2 separate regions of the Homo sapiens genome follow, and region 1 is linked to region 2. Evidence: chromatin loops called from intact Hi-C (ENCODE). Cell type or tissue: endothelial cell of umbilical vein. All regions are shown on one strand. Links, peaks and the distances in the headings refer to the core of each region. The heading gives the core; the rest is flanking DNA.

Evidence for each region. A loop is a pair of places that touch in the nucleus more often than their neighbours do. Peaks named below come from ENCODE experiments on the same cell type or tissue, not always from the same donor. Only the 100,000 strongest peaks of a DNase experiment are listed, where the experiment ranks them.
Region 1: it touches region 2 in a loop (5-fold over the local background); 2 of 110 quality-filtered maps call a loop at or near these places.

The regions. Positions count from the first base shown.
Region 1 is chr2:224,170,351-224,178,374 of GRCh38, reverse strand. It overlaps the pseudogene USP21P1. Among named protein-coding and RNA genes, the nearest start is that of SERPINE2, 140 kb to the right of the region's middle. In endothelial cell of umbilical vein, for the core only: no CTCF peak of the experiment used is centred there; a DNase peak (open chromatin) is centred at 4,944; H3K27ac peaks cover 403 bases.
Region 2 is chr2:224,118,052-224,126,075 of GRCh38, reverse strand. No RefSeq gene overlaps it. Among named protein-coding and RNA genes, the nearest start is that of SERPINE2, 83 kb to the right of the region's middle. In endothelial cell of umbilical vein, for the core only: no CTCF peak of the experiment used is centred there; a DNase peak (open chromatin) is centred at 3,335.

The DNA of each region.
Region 1 (8,024 bases), core at 3,525-6,024, 51 kb before region 2:
ATCCCCCTATGTCCAGACATGCTGTGGACCTGGGCAAAAAGCCAACGTGGGTCTGAGAAGACTCCTTAGAACGAATATATTTACATTTATTCCGTAAACCTGTGTTTCCTTGCCAACCAATAACATCCATCAGCCATGTTACAGGCACTCACTGAGCTAAGAAAGAGTTCTATTTTTAGCTGGCCTGTGGGTTGGGGCTCCCGGATTTATATATTCTGTTTTGGTCTTGATATTTTTCTTTCTCTCCCCTTTATCTTAGAGTCTGTGCTTACTTCATCAGTAGTTAGAACTGAAAACCTTGAGGGCCTCCAGCAGGGCAAATCAGTTTTGCGTGTTGTTAAAGCTCAGTTCTTGATAGCATTCATGCTGTCTCATCATGAGGAAAATTAAAGTAATAATAAAGGTTTTCAAGAGACCTCAAAGTGTGTTTTAACTGCATAAAAATTGGTTTTAAAGAGCAGTAAGCCCTGGAAACTAAAAGCTGGATGGAATCATGGGATATTTTTAAGTCAATGTTCCTGCTTTAACATGGCTATGATATTCGATGATAACTGTACAATATCCTATTGATCAGTGCCTACCACTGTGCTAGGTTTTGGGGAGGCAGTGTTTTTAATAAGCTTATGGACTTCTTGAAGGAACAAGATATATATATATATACACATATGTATAAAGAGCCAAATAAGGCCGGGCATGGTGGCTCACGTCTGTAATCCCAGCACTTTGGGAGGCTGAGGCGGGCAGATCACAAGGTCAGGAGATCGCGACTATCCTGGCCAACGTGGTGAAACCCCGTCTCTACTAAAAATACAAAAATTAGCTGGGCATAGTGGTACATGCCTGTAATCCCAGCTACTCAGGAGGCTGAGGCAGGAGAATTGCTTGAACTAGGGAGTTGGAGGTTGCAGTGAGTCGAGATCATGGCACTGCACTCCAGCCTGACAGAGTGAGACTCCATCTCAAAAAAAAGAGCCAAATAAGAGAGATATAATTGAGTGATGAATGAATCTCATAAATAGCAGGCACTGTGTGCTTCTAGGAGGATGGGGGCTCCTGCTGTGTGCTGAATTATGCTCCCTTCCCCAAGTCCATATGATGAAGTCCTAAACCCAGTACCGTAGAATGTGACTATATTTGAAGGTAGGTCTTTAAAAAGGTGATTACCTTAAAATGAGGTCATTAAGGTGGGCCTTCATCCAATATGACTGGTGTCCATAGAAGAAGAGATCAGGATCCAGACATGCCCAGAAGGAGGACTGTGTGAAGACAGAGTGAGAAGGTGGCCGTCTGCAAGCCTAGGAGAGAGGCCTCAGAATAAATCAACCCTGTGACATCCTGAACTCAGACTTCCAGCCTCCAGAACTGTGAGAAAATAAATTTTGTTGCTGGATTCAGTCAGTGATACTTTGTTATGGGAGTCCTAGCAACCCCATATATCTCCATTAGCTCCATAAGTGGTCCAGGAAGAACTCGTGGTGGATGGAGGAGTAAAAACCAGCCTGAAAGACGGGTAAGATCAGTGGATGGAGGCAGGCATTCCTGGCAAAGGGCAGAAGGCACCCATTGGAACCAAAGTAAATTGCTGATATCTCACCTCTTTGATGTAAAAAACAGCAATTTCATATGGTTCAACTGAATATAAGTAAAGGATCTAGGATAAGAAGGTGGCTGCCTGTCACGCTGGTGAGTGGTGACATATTACAGTAAAGCCTCATGGTTGTAAAGTACCCATTCCATTCAGTGGCTGGGGGTCAGTATCCTCTTAGATCCTCAGTTTCCTCTTCTGTGAAGTGAGGGCAAAATACCTGTACCTGATTCATAGGATTGTGGAGAACATTAAAGTAGATGATGCCTGTAAATGCTTAGCACAGGGCCTGGGACATATTTAAGATCTCAGCAAATGTTAGGATAGCTTTTAAGACTCCCTGGGTTGCAGGTTATAAGACCTAAATTGAAAGAATTTAATGGAATTTAATGGAAAAAGGAGAATTAAAAGAGCAGGGATGTCTTACAGAACACAAAGCAAGAACTTAGCTCAGTGGATCTCAACTGGGGGTAATTCTGCCCTCCAGGGGACACTGGCAATGTCTGGAAACATTTTTAGTTGTCACAGCTGGGGAGGTGCTATTGGCATCTAGTGGGAAGAGGCCAGGGATGGTGTTCAATATCTTACAATGCCCAGGACAGCCCCCACGTCAAAGAATTATCTGGCCCCAAATGTCAAGAGTGCTGCTTGTGAGAACCCTCCAGGCTAGAGACTGCAGAGTCACATGGACCCTCAAGGCCACATCTGTCCGTGTGTCCTGGCCATTGAACTTTTATCTCTTGGCTCCAAACACACCCTTCTTAACTCTTCTTTGTGATGCTTCAGCTAGGTCTCTACAAATCACTTTTTTTTCCCCTCGCTAACTGGTTCCATGCCAGGCTTTATGGAGGGGAAGGGATGCTAGAGAGAATCTGCCAGGCTGAAGGAGGGAGAAGGGACTACTTGCTACCTTGTCCCTAGTTGTCTGGCTGTTGCTGACTGTATCACCTATCACAGGTCTTTGCCCCAGCAGCAGCATCTGGTTCCTGTTTCCAGCTTTGTCCTGCACACCCATAACCCGCCTCATGGTGACCCTTTGGAGACACCAGCTGCAGCTGGCCAGCGCCCTCTTCCTGGGCCTCCATCTGTGGGGACTTCCTGTCAGTTTCAGAGGCACCAACACCAGCCAATGGTACTCCTCCTTCAGAGGTCTGAGTCTCAGCTCTTCATGTTTCTTTTCCAAACCTCCAGGTTCTGGTAACTTCCTCCATTTGTTCCCCTAGCCCTAAGAATGTGAGCTGCTTCCTGAAGTTACTATCTCTGTAAAACTTCCATGTTCCCTGTTTGCCACTACAGCCCCCAAAGCCTTTTAACCAAGTGGCATTATTAACTCTTCTGTTAAAATAGCTGGTGTAGTTTCTGTTTTCCTGACTGAACCTGACCGATATATACAGCACATCTACTTCATTCTTCTTTTTCACAGAGTGGTTTCACTGCTCAGCTCCCTGTCCCGTGGTTCCAGAGTTTAGATAGTGCAGGTTTAGCCACTTGAAGAGAGCGAATCTCTCTCAGTCCCATTACAAATAACTGAGAAAGTAAATCTAATTGGCCCAGCTTGAGTCATGTGTCCACCCTTGTCCAATCAGCTCTGGCAGAGGGGGAGGCCATGTTGTACAAAACGGCAGCCGCTTCTTCTCAGTTCAGGTCAAGGGTTTAGTAGGCAATTAATTTCCAGCTTTTTGAAACTCCTGAGTTTGTCCACTTAAAATATTTATTGTTAGTTGTAGTTGTGTTATCAAAGAGGTACCCTCGAAATGGCTCTCAGTAAGTTATCATTAAATAATGGCCTTTTTGCATTTTCCTATTTCGTCTTAACAGAAAGTTGGGAGGTGGTATCTTTTAGAAAAGAGGATGCAAACTCATAGATAGCCTGAGAAATATGACATATGAGATTTGCCTTGGAGCCCTCATATTCGTTTTCTGAGCCTATATTTAAACAGATCTTAAGGCTAATTTAAATGCAGATTTTAAAGAGGACTAAACAAAATATGATTTCTAATGGGCTTATGAGTCCCAAATACTGAGTTTTTAAAATGGTTAGATAAGTGATGTAAGATTATAGTCCTCAAAAGCTTCCCCTGGCCTTGGGGCTTATAGAAAGGGATCTGGATTGAGAGGCTAAAGCCATAGGTTTAAATCCTATCTACAAAACACATGCCTCAAGCAATCTCTCTAAGCATCAGTTTTCTCAGCCATTGTGGATTTTATGCTCAACCTCACAGAGCTGGAGTCATGATTAAATAAAATAATATCTGTGGAAGCTTTGAACAGAATGTCTAGAACTAGAGCCTTCATAACTGTGAGTTCTATTCCTTCTGTGTCCCGCAGCGTGTTTCTGAACAAAAAAGAATGAACACAAGTGAAGACTTTGTAGTAACACTAAAACATAGACCTGTTACTCCAAAGATGCCAAATGCCCCTTGTACATGGCCTTACTCTGTCTCCAATCCTTATATTCAAGATATCATCAGTCCCCATAGACTGGCAGCTGGACAGACAGGGGCCAAGGGGCACAAGTGTCTGGCTAAGAACACAAGCTCTGAAGTCACAACCACCTGTTTTCAAATCCATGCTGCTAACACTAGCTGTAGGACTTGGGGCAAATTACTTCCGCTTCATCCATCAAATGGGACTAATAATGACAGTAGCTTTGTCAACATTCTCGTTATGAGGAATGAGTGAGATCAACCATATAAAAGCACTTAGCTCAGTGAGTGCCTGTTACTTAGGAAACATTTAATAGCAGTGGGCTTTGCTTAGCTCTTATGATTGTCTTCTGTCAGTAAGCCTTTGGGAATTCAATGATAAAGGCAAAACGGTCCTATTAGATAAAGGAACTGGAAGGTTTTAAAGGCATATGGACTTCTTAATTTCAGAGGCATTCAATTTAATGCCTTTCTCTTGTAGCTGGAAAATATTTCTGCGTTTCTTGCTGTTACAATGTGCTCCAGGATCACTCTTTCAATGGGGTCCCTGGTTGACATTGACTGAGATGTCAGGTTCCTTACTTGGCACCGTGCAGTTCTCTTTTTGTCGAAAGCTCTATTGAGAGATTTCCTGAGGTTTGGGTGTTGTTAATAAGGAGGTCAGAGCCTATCTGGGGATGTGTGACCATGGGCTATATAGAGTCCCTCTGTGAATTGAGAAGAGCCACGTTGAACACACTGCATGACAACTATTCCAGGACTGCCTTAGGTTTGCAGACTTATGTTAAAAATAGCCTCCAATGAGACAGTGGTCTTAGAAAAATATGCAAAAAAAAAAAAAGATAGGTTACAATTATGGCAAATGCTTAGTATTGAATGTCTGATGAAAGAAAATTCTCTTCATATTTAGGATACAAATGACTCTTTTATGTCCATCATCAGGGAAATGGATAAATTGTGCCTTTTCAAAAAACAATTATATACAGCACTAAAAATAAATGAACAATAGGTTATTTTGAATATGGATGACTCACAAGCATAATACTGAGTGAAAAAGGAAGTTGCAAAAGAAATCAATTCTTTAAAAAATGGCATACAATTTTCTAAAGTTTCCAAGCAAACAAAACTGATTAAATAATATATTACTTCAGGAAGCGTGCTTATGCAGTACATCTATGAAGAAAGTAAAAAGATAACTTTTTCCAATTTGAGAAATTCCTTTTTTAAAAAAAGAATTTTTTAAGATAGTGTGATATATTCATACAAAGAAAAAAGAACAAATTACCCATGCATGCAAAAATGTGAATGAATGTCACAGACATTGTGCTGAGACAGAAGTGAGACATAAGAGTCCACACTGTATAATTCCATTTATATAAAGTTCAATAACTAGTAGATCTACTCTATAGGGTTAGAGATCAATATAATAGTTTTCTCCCTGGGATGGGGCGAGGGGTAGAGGTGAGGTATTCACTGGAAACGACCTGAGAGTACCTCTGAGATGATTCTATTTCCTGATCTAGGTTATGGTTACATGAATATTTACATATGTAAAAATTACCCTAAGTTATTCCTAAATTTTAAAAGTAATTAAAATGATGATAGTAGTGCATGATTTTTGAAAATTTGATGTCCTTTTGCTAACATGAAAATAAACAACCAGGTGGGGCACGGTGGCTTATGACTGTTATCCCAGCACTTTTGGACACTCAGGTGGGAGGATTGCTTGAGCCCAGGAGTTTGACACCAGTCTGGGTAATGAAGTGAGACTTTTTCTCTAGAAAAAATTTTAAAAATTTTCCAGCTGTGGTGGCACATGGTTATAGTCCCAGCTACCTGGGAGGCTGAGGTAGGAGGATCATTTGAGCCTAGGAAGTTGAGGATGCAGTGAGCCATGATTGCACCACTGCACCGCAGCCTGGACAACAGAGTGAGACCCTGACTCAAAAAAAAAGGCACCCTCCATAGTCACTACCATTTTATTTTGTTATTCTGTTGGCTCATGATATCACAAATGAACCCCTGCTCTAACCTGTTGAATTTTTTATAGCACCTAATCTATCCTTCCTTATTTATATGACATCTCTTCTCTATCAGACTATAAAAAAACAGGAGAACAGAATCCATGTCCCACAGATCCCAAACTGTACACTGAGGCACCCCAGGGTGCCACAGCAAATTCATAGGGTTGCTATGGGATATTTTAAATTTTCTAGAGAAACACAGCATCTGGTCAGATACCACATGAACTCCTGGCTCAAAGGTGTTGAGGTTCAAATTTATATTATGCTACATTCTTTTTCATAATGTCATATTTTTGGCAAAGTTGAATTTAGTGGTCACTATCTTAAAATGCAAGTAAGCATGCAGTATGGAATGGAAAATGAGGGTGGTGGTATCCAATCTGATTCTAAGGTTTGAGAATTTGTGCAGTGACCAACATGCACATAAATCCCATTTGTAAGTAACGGTGGTTATTTACAAATAAAATAAAAATACTTTTTTCAAAGTATGTTTTTCAATTTTAAATACATTTCAAATTTTAAGTACTTTTTTTTCACAAAAAATGAGATTACAGAGGGTCTGGGGGCTGTACATGTGCAGGGGCCTGGTGAGCTCTGTACATGGGACTGGGAGACCAGGGATCCTCCACTTGGAAAGGTACTTTTTAATTTGAAAAAATATATAATGGGAGCTACAACCACCCTCTCCCCACTCTCTGACTTAAAAGACACAAAAATAGATGTCTCTGAGATATATGGGGAGCCTGGGGCTTAAGGGTGTTTAAAGGGCTTCACAGGGGCCAGGGCTTAGAGGGGGTGTCACAGGCACTGGGGTGGCTCCTGCGTCAGTTGGTAGAACAGTAGGCTTCACTGGATGCCACCTGGTTTTCACTTACAGGGGAGACACAAGAGTCATTGTAAACGTGCCAACCAGTCTGGCACTGGCACAGGGTTGTGTAGTGGCCACAGTGGATGCTGCCTGAGTGGTTCCAAAGGGCACACAGCTGGTAGACAGGACTTCCGACTTTGTCACTGGCAAAGTCCCCTAGGCTCAGTCACTGCAGTGGGAAGTCTACACCTACAGAACTTTTCTTGATGGAGCCTCAGGAGGCAGAAAATTGATTCAGATGGAGCATGAAGATTCAAGGGAATCTTTGTACTGTCAACTTTTGGCACCATGTGTTTTCTGCCAATGTGGGTCACACACTGAGGCATTCTCTAACTCTAGCTCTTCTTCCTTGGTGAAAAGGCTTAAACAATCCCGCAGAGACACCTTGCCCCCAGCAAATCCTTTCTTGGGGATGGTCAGGGAGAGGTCACAAAAAAAAAAAACCTTGAAGGTCATAGAGTGGTACCCACAGGCCTGGCACTTGAGATAACTTTTCATCTGGCCCACAAACAGATCCACCATCTTGCTGTCCTCTTGTTCTTCCAGATAACGCTTCCACATTAGGTTGGCCCAGTCAGCATCATTTAACTCAGACTCTTTTAGCAGAGCACTCCCCTTGGTGGGGTGGAGAGGGAGCTGGACCATGGGCAGGGACTGGTGGAGCCCCGCGGCCTCCGTGGTTGATTTCAAGGTGTAGCCGCTCCCATAAGGAATGTCAGGAACTCTTGGGTATCCTGCTGGCTGTATCCAGAGAAGAATGTTTTTCAAATGTCTACCAAATTGTTAATCCATATGTACTTCTTAAGTTGTTTAAGCCTAATTGTTAAAAAAAAAAAAAAAAAGAACTGTTAGTTATTACTCTCAGACTGGTGGAGCCATAAAAATAGTACTAACAGACTAGGGGTGCTGTGACCAAGAAAGTTCAAGAACCCTGCCATGACTCATTGTAAATAACACGTAAACACAAACACAGTCATACACGTGCTAGTCACCCAGCGCAGGGTCTGATATGAAATGACTTTTTTTTTTTTTTTTTCTTTTTGAGATGGAGTCTCGCTCTGTCGCCCAGGCTGGAGTGCAGTGGTGCCATCTCGGCTCACTGCAAGCTCCGCCTCCCGAGT
Region 2 (8,024 bases), core at 2,174-4,673:
ACCCCGGTCTCCTTGGAAAGTATTTCCTATCCTTATTTTCCAGGACTTCATAATTTAAATGGATTATGTTTCAGGGGAGGTGCAATTGATATCTTCAGAAATCAAAACCTTCTGGGGGAAAATTTACAAAATGAGGACTCCTATAACACCATATTTGTCTCACCTTTCCCTTGATTTTTATTTTTTACTTTGAGTACAAGGTACTGTCACTGTTATGGACTGAATGTCTGTGTCTCCTCCAAAACTCATGTATTGAAGTCTTACTTCAATATGATGATATGGTTTGGCTGTGTTCCCGCCCAAATCTCACCTTGAATTGTAGCTCCCATAATTCCCATATGTTGTGGGAGGGACATAGTTGGAGATAACTGAATCACGGAGGTGGTTCCCCCCATACTAATCTCATGGTAGTGAATAAGTCCCCCGAGATCTGATGATTTTATAAGGGGATTCCCCTTTCGCTTAGCTCTCATTCTGTCTTGTCTGCTGCCATGTAAGACGTGCCTCTTGCCTTCCACCATGATCATGAAGCCTCCCCAGCCATGTGGAACTGTGAGTCCATTAAACCTCTTTTTCTTTATAAATTACCCTGTCTTGGGTATGTCTTTATCAGCTGTATGAAAACAGACTAATACACAGCAGGTGAGGCCTTTGGGAGGTAGTTAAGTCTTTAGGGTAGAGCCCCCATGATGGTATTAGTGCCCCTATAAGAAGAAAAAGAGACACCAGAGTTTCCTCTCAGCCATGTGAGGGTACAGCAAGAGCAAGAAGGCAGCTATCTGCCACCCAAAGAGAGAGCCCTCACAAGGAACTAAATCTGACAGACCCTTGATCTTAGACCTACCAGCCTGTAAACTGTGAGTTTAAGCTATGGTTTAAGCTGCCTGGTCTATGGTATTTTGTTATAGCAGCCTAAGCTGACTAAGTTACCAACCGCCAAAACCCTTAGAGGTTAGGAAATCCTTTGAATTTCAATATGCTAGAATTAAGCTCCACAAAAGCAAGGATCTTTGTTTTGTTCACTGATATATCTCAAACTTTTAGCATTTCATAGGCACTCAATAACAATTTTCTGAAAAGAAGAAAGATCTCATTATTTAAGAACACACATATATATATTTAGAGATGGGGGTCTGTCTGTGTTGTCTAAGCTGGAGTGCAGTGTCTGTTCACAGGCACAATCATAGCTCACTGCAGCCTCAAACTCCTGGGCTCAAGTTATTACCTCAGCCTCCCAAATAGCTGGAACTACAGGTGCACACCACCATGCCTGGTAAGAACGATTATTATAGACTAGTAAATACATGAGAACTCACTGGTATAGCTCAATCACTATAAACATTTAAATGATCTTATCTATAACAATTTCCTTGGCAAGAAATAAAATTTTCTCTTCAACCTGAGTCACATTGTGAATTTAAATTATTTTTAAGATCTATTCTACTCCTTATTTTACTAAATTTCAAGTAACAAAGATACCTCCAACAAAGAAAGAAAAATACAGGAATACAAAAATTAAGAGTGCTCATTTTGATCCTGAACATTAAATTCTTTTTTTAAAAAAAAATATTTCTATATAACAAAAGTTACATGAATTTTCAAGATAAAAAACCTTTTGTCAATGCTTAGGGCAAATTACATAATAAAATATATTTTTTGCTTAATATCACTAATTCCAAATCATTCCTGAAAGTTTTCTGGTAATAAAGTCCTTTTCTTTCCTCTAGTAAAACCAAGGTTTAAGCAAAAGGCTATGTTTAATATCTTTATGTTGACAGTGTCTGGTAGATGATAGATATTCAATAAATGTTTGTTGAAGGAATGAATTTAGTTACTTTGTTATAGGGCTAATAGCATCATATTTTGAGAACCAAATTTGACCAATGGCTAGTAACATTGGCATACAAATGCCATGAGCTACAGTCTATCCCCGGAACATGTTATTGCCCCATGTTTCCAAAGGAGAGCTAAAAAGTTCAGCCTAGTTGACCTTGTTTTGCAGAAAATGGGGTTGTGAGAGGTCTTCGATCTGAGAGAGAGAGGGGAGATTGTGGGCAAGATGGAATAGACTAGACAGTTCCCTAGGTTTCCTGAGAGCACCAATTGGGGTTGGTATTGAATAGAGTTGACAAGCTTGTTTGATCTGAAAAGGGACATTGATATCAGTGGCAGAACCTAGGAATCTGCATTTTTAAACATGTATCCTGAGATAGATGTTTTGTAAATATGGTCAGAATTCTCCACCTTTCCTGAATCCATGCCACTTTCAATGTATCATCCCTGCTCCTCTCCCAAAGTTGTGAAGTCTGTTTCCCCACCCTTGAATTTGGGCTGGTCTTGCGACTTGCTCTGACCAAAAGAGTGTGGCAGAAGTAACACTGGGCTGGTGCTGTGCTAGACCTCAGGAGGTCTTGCTTGCCTCTACTTATGCTCTTGTTTGCTGCCACTGTGTGAGCAGGCCCAATCTAGTCTGCTGAATTATTCAAGACATGTGGCCCTTGTCACCCCAGTCAATAGCCAGTTAGCTATCAGACATATGAGTGAGACCATCCAACTGTGCCTGAGAAATGACTGCAGACACAGCAAGCCCAACCAAGATCAGCCAGGCCAAGCTGACTGGCAACTACTCAGTTGGCAGAAGTGCAGTCAGCCTACAGATTTGTAGGCAATAACAGATGGTCACGTTGAGCAACTGAGTTTTGAGGCTAACCAATGCACACATTAAATGATTTCTACAATCAGGCAACCTTAGGAAGCATTAGCATAGATGATATCTGCAGCTTTCTTGGAATAAAGAGATACATTTGAATGCCAAGCTCTATAAATCCCCAGTATTTAGCTATTCTGCCTCATTAATGAAGACAAGTAAAAATAAAATTAAGAAAATCGTAACTAAATTTTAACAGCTTAAAAAATCCACCAAAAGCCATCCAAAAATCACCAAGAACTATGATCTTCTAGGGAGGCACAGGGTTAGGTTATGAAAATAACCAAAGCCCTTGGGAGTGTGGCCTATGATTGCCATGAACTCTCTAAAATACTCTGTTTAGGTTTCTCCTCACAAATTCAATTAATATATGAAGCAAACAATGGTTCTTAATTTTGTTTTTCCTAGACTAACAGGTGATGGTACAGTAATGATTTTCAAGTAGCATAATTTGAGGAGTCTGGAAATAGATGCTGAATTCTTCATTTTCTACCTATGGGCACATTTTATACTCCTTCTAGTCCTTTGCCCAATAATAACACTGTATTTTAGTTGATGTTTCCAGATTAATGGATTGATGACTAGACAGGAAATCCTGTGCCAGTCCACAGGGCAAGTTGCCTTAGCTATTTATTAATCACCAAAAAGTGAACTGCACTGAGTCACAGCAGCAAATTAGAGAGGAAATCTTAGTTATATTGATAATTTTTAATTTGCCCCTAGGTCAGCTAGAATGCATAAGGGAAAGTGTTATAGGAACAGTATGTCTAAAAGAATACCAGAAGTCAAGTTGTTTGAGCAATCTCCTTCTTTGGAGACTAATGAATGAGTTACAGTAATGATCCTTATGTTCTGGCAACAATGAAAAAGAACTACTTTTTCAATTAGCACATTGATTAGAGGTTTCATAAGTACATTTATTCTCCTTTTATCAGCTAATAGGTTTTCTTATTGGGAAAACAATTCTGTCATGGTCTTACCTATTATAATGTTTTATTAAGACTCGTTACATTTTGAAATAATAAAAAGAAAATAGCACAAAAAAAATGATTCAAAAAGTAACCTTATTTTGAACAAATTTGCTTGACCAATGTATAAACTCACAACAAAGAAGAGAAAGGGGAGACCATAAACACTCAATATTTCATTCAAGATTTCAATAGATTTTTAGAAAAATGGAAATCATATGCAGGAGTTGTGAATGATCCAAGTGGAAAAAACAATAGTCAAGAATAGGTAGAGATAGGTGAGTGATATGGTTTGGTTGTGATCTGCCACAAGAAAACTCATGTTGAAATTTGACTCCCAAGGTGGCAGTGTTGGGAGGTGGGGCCTAGTGGGAGATGTTTGGGTTATGGGACAGGATCTGCCATGAATAGGTTAATGCCATCTTGCGGGATTAAGTTCTTACTATGATGGGACTGGATTAGTTACCTAGAAAGCAGATAGTCCCTTCTTGTGTTTGTTCTCTCTACACATGTCCTCTTCCTTCCATGTTTCTGCTGTGAGTTGAAGCATAACAAGAGCCTCATCAGAAGGGCTGCCCAACCTTGGACTTTGAAGCCACCAGGTTCACTAGCCAAATAAACCTCTTTTCTTTATAAATTACTCAGTCTCAGGTACTCTGTGATAGCAACGTTGAACTAAGACAGTGAGCATCTGTGAAAGGAAATGATCTGCCCTAAAGAACTACATGAAGCTTGAATTTGAGGATTCTAGGTACAACAGAGGGTCAGGGTGAGTCATGGGACTAAATATGGAACAAGGGCATAATTGAAGTCCATAGACTAACAGACCAAGCTAAACTTCACCCGGAAGCAGATGCCCAACAGACAGGTTTTTGCTCTTCCAACAAGGAGAGTTGTTTTCTTAAAAACTGAAAGAAACATTCAAAAGAATTAAGGCCTGATTGTAGGAGGTCGTATCCCCTAAAAATGATCTTCACATTCTCATATTAGGGTTTCCAAAACATAAAGACGGATCACCACTCTTTTATTAGACAATACAAGCTTCATCCTTCTTCATAGAGCTGCTTTTCCTAAAAACCCTCCAGGGAAATTTGACGTCTTAACTACACACATTTATTTCTTTAAAATTTTAAGTTGTTTTTATACACTTGGAAATTAAAAACTAAAGTAACCTTCTTATTACATTTTCTACCATCTTGGAGGCCATTTTCTATTCATGTTTATAATGTTATATTGATTACAAACTATAACATTAATAATTTTTTCTGACTTAAAAATATCCCTAAAGTAACTTCTTAAGGATGTGCTTACCAGATTGATCTTCACAGTGCTAAATATTATAGCAAAAGAAAAAGTGAAAAAACAGGCAATCTGGGAATGATTAAATAAATCCCTTGCACAAAATGAAATGCTATGCAGCTAGCCAAATTTTAGTATAAAATTTATTATTTAAAAATGTTTATCATATGTTATTCAGTGAAAAGGATGTTAGAAAATATGACAAAAGGCACTATTACATTTTTTATTTCTTATACTTAAATATCTAGATATGGATTTAAAAAAATGCCTGAAAACATATTCAACAAAATTATAACAGCAACTGGCCCTGGGTGGCAGGATTATGGGTAGTTTGTGTTTTCTTTTTCTCTTTTTTACACACATTTTTAAAATTCTACATAAACATGTAATATTTAAGTAATTTTATAATTTTATTCTTGAAGCAATCTTACTGTTCTTTTTTCTTTTTCTTTTTTTCCATTCTTATTCTCTTCTATAGAAAAGAACAAGAAAATATATATATATATCTGTATATCTATCTATCTATCTACCTATCTATCTATCTAAAGCTATATAAATGGCAGATCTATATAGCAATAGATAGATAGATAGATAGATAGACCTAGAAAAATCTCTTCTGGACATTGGCCTAGGCAAAGAATTCATGACTAAGACCCTAAAGGCAAATTGTACCCAATATGTAGTTTTTTATCCCTCACCCACCTCCCACCCTCCCTCCATCTGAGTCTCCAATGTCCATTAACCACTCTGTATGTCTTTGTGTACTCATAGCTTAGCTCCAATTTATAAGTGAGAACATACAGTATTTGGTTTTCCATTCCTGAGTTACTTCACTTAAAATAATGGCCTTCAGCTATATCCAAGTTTCTGCAAAAGGCATTATTTTTCTTTTATGGCTGAGTAGTTTTATTAGTCCATTCTCACACTGCTGATAAAGACATACCCAAGACTGGGCAATTTAGAAAAGAAAAAGGTTTAATGGACTTACTGTTCCACATGACTGAAGAAGCCTCAAAATCATGGTGGAAGGCAAGGAGGAGCAAGTAATGTCTTACATGGATAGCAGCAGGCGAAGAGAGAGCTTGTGCAGGGAAACTCCCCCTTAGATCTCATGAGATCTCATGAGACTCATTCACTATCACAAGAACAGCACAGGAAAGACCTGCCCCCATGATTCAGTTACCTTCTACTGGGTCCCTCCCACAACACATGGGAATTCAAGATGAGATTTGGGTGGGGACACAGCCAAACCATATCAGTAGTATTCCATAGTGTGTGTGTGTATATATATACACACTGTGAAAAATGATGTTGGTATTTATATTTATATGTGTGTGTGTGTGTGTGTGTGTGTGTGTATATGCTTTTTTTATCCACTCATTGGTTGATGGACACTTAGATTGTTTCCATATCTTTGCAATTGTGAATTGTGCCATGATAAACATTCACATCCAAGTGTCTTTTTGATATAATGACTTCTTTTCCTTTGGGTAGTTACCCAGTAGTGGGATTGCTGGATTGAATGGTAGATCTACTTTTAGTTATTTGAGAAATCTCCGTACTGTTTTCCATAGAAGTTGTATTAATTTACCTTTTCACCAGAAGTGTATAAGCATTCTCTTTTCACCACATTCATGTCAACACCTTTTTTTTTTTTTTTTTTTTTTTTTTTACTTTTTAATGACAGCCATTCTGGCTGGGGTAAGCTGGTAACTCACTGTGGTTTTAATTTGCATTTCCCTGCTGATTAGTGCTGTTGAGCATTTTTTCATGTTTGTTGGCCATTTGTATATCTGCTTTTGAAAAGTGTTCATTCAATGTCATTTGCCCACTTTTTGATGGAATTACTTGATTTTCCCTTGCTGATTTGCTTCAGTTCCTTGCAGATTCTAGATACTAGTCCTTTCTTGGATGCAGAGTTTGCAAATGTTTTCTCCCACTCTGTGCACTGTATGTTCATGCTGATGGTTATTTCTTTTGCTATCCAGAAGTTTTCTGTTTGATTAAGTCCCATGGATTTATTTTTGCTTTAGTTGCATTTGCTTTTGGGTTCTTAGTCATGAATTCTTTACCTAGGCCAATGTTCAGAAGAGATATTCCTAGATTTTCTTCTATAATTTTTATGATTTCAAGTCTTAGATTTAAGTCTTTAATCTATCTTGAGTTGATTTGTGTATATGGTGAGAGACAGGGATCCAGTTTGATTCTTCTCCATGTGGCTACCCAGTTTTCCTAGAACCATTTATTGAACAAGGTATCCTTTTCCCAATTTATGTTTTCATATACCTTGTCAAAGATAATTTGTTCTAAATATTTGGCTTTATTTCTGGATTTTCTGTTCTGTTCCATTTGTCTGTATATCTATTTTTATACCAGTACCATGTTGTTTTGGTAACTACAGTTAGTATATTGTAGTATAGTTTGAAGTTGGGTTATCGTGATGTCTCCAGATTTGTTATTTTTGCATAGAATTCCTTTTTTGATTCCATATGCATTTTAGAATTGTTATTTCTAATTCTGTGAAAAATGATGTTGGTATTTTGATAGAAATTGCATTGAATCTGTACATTGCTTTGAGTGGTATGGTCATTTTCACAATGCTGATTCTTCCAATCCATGAGTATGGAGTGTATTTTCATTTGTTTGTGTCATCTATGATTTATTTCAGCAGTGTTTTGTAGTTCTCCTTGTAGAGATTTTTCACCTCCTCAGTTGAGTAGATTCCTAGGGTTTTCTTTTTGTTTTTGTAGCTATTGTGAAAGGGATTGAGTTCTTGATTTTATTTTCAGCTTGATTATTGTTGGTAGATAGCAGTGTTCTTGATTTGTATGTGTTGCTTTTGTAACCTGATTCCTTACTAAATTTATTTATCAAATCTAGGAGTCTTTTGGAGGAGTCTTTAGGGTTTTCTGGTTATATGATCATATCATGGGCAAACAGAAATAGTTTGACTTCATATTTTCCAATTTGGACGCCCTTTATTTCTTTCTCTTTCCTAATTGCTCTGGCTAGGACTTCAAGTACTATAATAAACAGAAGTGATGAAAGTG